2 separate regions of the Homo sapiens genome follow, and region 1 is linked to region 2. Evidence: read pairs that join two places in POLR2A ChIA-PET (ENCODE). Cell type or tissue: OCI-LY7. All regions are shown on one strand.

The links. Peaks named below come from ENCODE experiments on the same cell type or tissue, not always from the same donor. Only the 100,000 strongest peaks of a DNase experiment are listed, where the experiment ranks them.
Region 1: POLR2A ChIA-PET joins it to region 2 with 25 read pairs; 2 of 35 experiments call an interaction of 5 or more read pairs at or near these places.

Annotation. Positions count from the first base shown.
Region 1 is chr3:18,126,742-18,129,241 of GRCh38, forward strand. All of the region lies in intron 4 of BALR6 (B-cell acute lymphoblastic leukemia associated long RNA 6), which reads left to right. Among named protein-coding and RNA genes, the nearest start is that of BALR6, 170 kb to the left of the region's middle. RefSeq lists an enhancer at 1,129-2,004. In OCI-LY7, CTCF peaks have their summits at 634 and 841; DNase peaks (open chromatin) are centred at 630 and 960; H3K4me3 peaks cover 1,680 bases; H3K27ac peaks cover 2,095 bases.
Region 2 is chr3:18,722,535-18,725,034 of GRCh38, forward strand. No RefSeq gene overlaps it. Among named protein-coding and RNA genes, the nearest start is that of SATB1-AS1, 280 kb to the left of the region's middle. In OCI-LY7, no CTCF peak of the experiment used is centred here; a DNase peak (open chromatin) is centred at 1,097.

The sequences.
Region 1 (2,500 bases), 600 kb before region 2:
CTAACCAGATTTGTGAACTGAACATCATCGAAGATTTTTGTGATGCAGGCAGCAGGGTTGTTGAAGTATTGCCAGTGAGTAGAAGTGGTTTTGTGGCCACTGGGCCCCTTGCCCACCTTTCTGGGGCCTAATGGTGCAGATGTGAGGCATGAAGGAGTCCGGGCCATTGGAACGGCAACAGGGTGGAGGGGAAACAGACCAGGAGAGCTGGAGCATCTCACTGCCCAGATTGTTTGCAGCAGACAGCAAGAAAGTCCATTAAAAAGATGGTACTGGCCTGATATATCTGGGGCATCTAGTTGCCTTAGGCTAAAAGTACTCTCAACGTATTTTACTGCTTCTCCAAAGCAAACAATTGTTTAATTAGTAAAAATAAAAAAGCTACTTAGAGGAGGAAAGATTGAGGGACGTATTTTCGACTTAAGTAATACTGAATTAAAAATGGTCTCTCTCATCCTGTCTGCTGACATTCATTTTTTAGCAGAAAAGTGAAGACACATTGTAGGATGCCCAGAATTGCTGAATCCATCCTTCAGAATTGCATTCACAGTCAGCCTCTTAGAGAAAGCCGTGTTGGAGCTCTAGCTCTTCACCAACGAAGGCAAATGTAGAGCTACAGCAGGACCTACTGGCTGCCTTCTGAAAGGCCTGAAACAGGTAGTGCTTTTCTTAGGCACAACCTGGGGGCTTGTGTGGTGCTGATGCCAGTGGAAGGAGGGCAAGAGGGGTCCTAAGAAAGAGGAATGTAACTGGGAAAAGAAGAGTGAGAACTACTGAGGGATAAATAATTTAGAACCTTTCCAAAGGAAGCAGTAAATAACAACTTCTTAATGTTTTCTATGGAAGAAAAAAGAGCAACACTTAACATCTGTACATATCGGGTTTTTTTTTTTTGAAAGAGAAAGCTTTACAAAGAGTAATCATTGAAATGGAAAAAGCAGAAGTGGTTTGCCTAGTGAACTGGGGAATGGCAGAGGGCTAGGGTCTGTACTCACCAGGGTGTGTGTGTGTGTGTGTGTGTTTGTGTGTGTGTGTGTGTGTGTGTGTGTGAATCTTGATGTGCATTGAAAAATATAATAGAAATTGGTAATGGTTTCCTCCATCTTACTTTCTGACATAGTTCCTGGGGGCTGGGGAGCATATCCCCTCTTCATGAACATCAGGAAAAAAAATAGAGGAAACAAAATATAGGGCAGCAGACTTTGCTTATCAAACAACTAGCTTCCCTCTTTTGAAGTACAAACTGAAGCCCATGAACTTGGGCCAGTACTGGCGTATGGCCTTCCCTTTTAGTATTTTGTGTGTGTGTGTGTGTGTGTGTGTGGCATGCGTGTGTGTCATTTACAAATGCAAAGATAACAGCAAGTTCTTAGTTGGCACCAAATGGGGGACCGTTAAGTATGAGAAATGATGTCGATTTATCATTATATTATGCCTCTGACAGCGAAACACACCTGTACTTTTTATGTAATTTATTGACTGGTTATAGATGCTGTGCGAGAGAGGAAAAAATTAGCGCAGCTTTAATTACTCATGCTGCTGGTTAAAATATTAATGGGGCACAGAGTGTTGCATGCTCATTTCTGTTGATTTTTAATTAGCAGTAATTCATTTTGCACAAAGCATGTTGATGCCTTTGCCGGAGACATTAGCGAAGAAGCTGAATAAAGATGTTTTTGAGAGAGCTACTGTGCATACAGAATAAAGAGTGCCTGCTTCCTGTCTTGTCTGATAAAAGTTGGGCAAAGTGGGAGACAGATGATGAAACCAAACAATACCAAAGAATCACGGTATATAGTTTAAGTCTCAGGCCTGATCCAATTTGGAGTTTTCCTAAAACCTTCATTTTTGCACACTTTTTGCCCCAGAGGCCGTTATGTGGGTTATTTTGTTTGATTCCAGAAGACTGAAACAAAATCTGAAACACAGACTTCCTTTACCCCTTTTTTCAGTGAATGTCATGATGATATTTTGCTTAATGGAGAAAAATAGGCTGGCATGTGGGTTTTGTATGTGATCTCCTTGACAGGGCTGTAGGGGTTGGGTGAGTTGTTGACCCCTGAGGAGGAAGAGGACAGAGCATTTCAGGTAACTTCTTTTACCTGATAGATACAGGGAAGCCATGGATTTTCTATAATGTGGTGGATAGCTTTCCTTCATGTATCACATTCTAAAATTATTGTTGTGTATAAAGAGACTTCTAACCATGAGCCTCATTCTGTGAAGAATATAGTGAGGTCATTTTTGGCATAGGGAAAGTGGGAGACAAAAATTCAGCTGAGGACATAGTAAAACATGTTTTCTGGATTCTGCACACATTCAGAAATTGTTTCCTTGTCATTTTCCCCTCTTCCTCAGCCTCTCGCTTTGGTTCCAAAGCGGTCCCAGGGTAAATGCCCAAATAAATTCCCTCAGATTCCACTTGCTTTCAGCACCCCACCCGAGTGCATTTTCTGAGGCTTCCAGCCTGCAGAGTCTCAGTCAGCAACATCCTGTTCTA
Region 2 (2,500 bases):
CATTTTTAGCAGTAAAATAGTACCTCCTGGGGCCAGCCTGCCATGTTTGAGTCCCAGCTCCATAACTTCCTAACTACATAAGCCTGGACACTTTGTTTAATCTTTCCAATCTTTGAATTCTTCATCTGTAAGTAAGAATCAAAATATCAGTAGCTATTTTATAATATTGTTTTAGGAAACAAATGAGATAATATGAATTGTTTACCTGTAGTAAACAATTAATAAATTTTAGTTTTTATAATTATTACAGCGCCTAAACAAAGGAAAAATAACCATGTTATGGGCTGGGGAAAGAAAGATGCTGAAGTGATGATTTATGATATTCGGGAGGTCTCATCTCTTTGAAAAGATTAAAAATAAACATGAAAAATAAATAGCAATGAAAGTCAACACAAAGTCAGAGCTCAATGAATGATAAAGATGAGGGTGTCAAAAGTCACAGAAACAAAAGCACCTTGTTTTCAAATTATATTTATTAAGCAAGTTTCTAGACTTCATGGTCACATAAAAATGTATTACGCAAGTTGTAATTTGTAGGGTATGTGGGATATATCTGGGCCACTGATATGCTGATATTGGTCTGTAATATTCAGAAAAGTTTTCAACCAATTTTTAGGTATAAGGATATTTCATATAAAAATTTGGAGTTTGATTTTTTCCCCCTTTTTAATCAAGACATCTTACACTCTGTTTCTCTAACTCTGCATGTCAACAATTACTTGGGACAAGTAGCGACTACCTTTCTTACAAAAGTGAATGATCTCTCTGATTGACTACAGATCTCATCACTCCCTATTGCTTCATGAATACTGTGGTTAATTACACATCTCTATTAGCACTGCCCTTGTGCTGTTGCTTTTCTTATGTTACATAAATGTGTGTGTTTTTTTCAACCTCTTTTTTTGTGGAAGTAAAGAGCATTACTACATGTTTCCCATGTGTCTTAATCCATTTTCTGTTGCCATGACAAATTACCTGGGACTGGGTAATTTTTAAAGAAAAATGTATTTAGGTCATAGTACTAGATGCTGGGAAGTCCAAGATCAGGTGGCTACATTAGGTGAGGGCTTTGTGCTGCTTCACAGCATGAGAGAAAAGCAGAAGTACAAGTGAGCACAAGCAAAAGGAAAAGAAACAAAGTGGGGTTATCTGCTCTGTAACACTGCTCTTGTGAGAACTATCCCTATCCTGAGGGAAGTGCACTAATCCCTTCCTGAGGCCTAGGCCCCCATAACTCAAAAACCTCCCACCTCCCACCAGGTCCCACCTCCCAACATTGCTGCATTAAGGAATAAAACTTTCACCATATAAACTTTTGGGGGGACACATTCAACCCACAGCACCATGCAGACAAATGCCTCTTATTCCTGGTTTGCTTTACTCACTTATCTGATTGTGTCCTGTAGGCTTGTGAGTGTCTGTCCTGAATAATTTTCAAAGATTTAGATGTGAAATGACACTTGAAGAATGCTTCATTTTAAAAAATGTGCAAGGAGGTAAGTGATACAGGAGCGAAAAACAAATGTGACAAAGATCAAAGGAGGGGGTTGATATTATCAGATAATTTTTCATAGGGGAGGTATGTCTGGAAGGACACATAGGTCCTCAGGCTAGGAGGATGGCATTGGACAAGCAAATATCTAAACTCCACAAAACAGCTGTCTAGAGACCCTCAACATATTTTTCTCAATCACCAAATGTAATCACAGTGCTTCTTTACTTAAAAACTGTCAGTGGCTTCCTATTGTCTTCAGGATAAAAATCCAAGCTCTTTAGATTGACTTAGGAACCTTTTAGATGTGGTCTTTGGCTACCTTCCTATGCTTGTTTTGAAAGGCAGCCCCGAATCTCCCACGTTAGCCGCTGTGAGCTAGCCACACTCAAGGGCTTGCCGTTCCCTCAAAATATCAAACAATTTTACATTTTGAACTTACTGTTTGTTTAAATTTACTCCTGCCCCAACCCACTGTCACCTCTTTTGAGAAACTTTCTCTAATACCGTCTTACTCCAAAACTGAGTTTGGGACTTCTTCTCTGGGTTCATGAAGCACAATAAACAGGGCTGCATCTTCCATTATGCCTTCTGAGCTGTAAATCTCTTAATTAATTCATCTCCCTCAATGGACTCTCTCCTTGACCAGGGGGATCAGAGTCCAGCCCTGTGAGGATGCCACGGTAGGGCTTGTTAGCCCTGAGGGAGGAAGTAAGTATAGGAGCTAGGGAGTCACTTTACTAGCTAGGTGAGCATTATAGGAAAGTTCTTTCTGTTGAAAATGAGCTGTCAGCCAGGGCTTCCCTGCCTCTCAGGGATTTGTCAGTTCACTGTGAACTTCTCTGGAAATTCAGAGCCCCGCTTCATAATTTTCGCAAATTCCTGATAGTTTGCTTCCTTATGCATCTGTCCATCAACGTTCCAGCTGTCGTGTTAGTCCTTGTTTTCATCCTACATTGTCCTGGAGGCAACATTGAATCCCTCCACCAGTTCATGAAAGATCCTCTA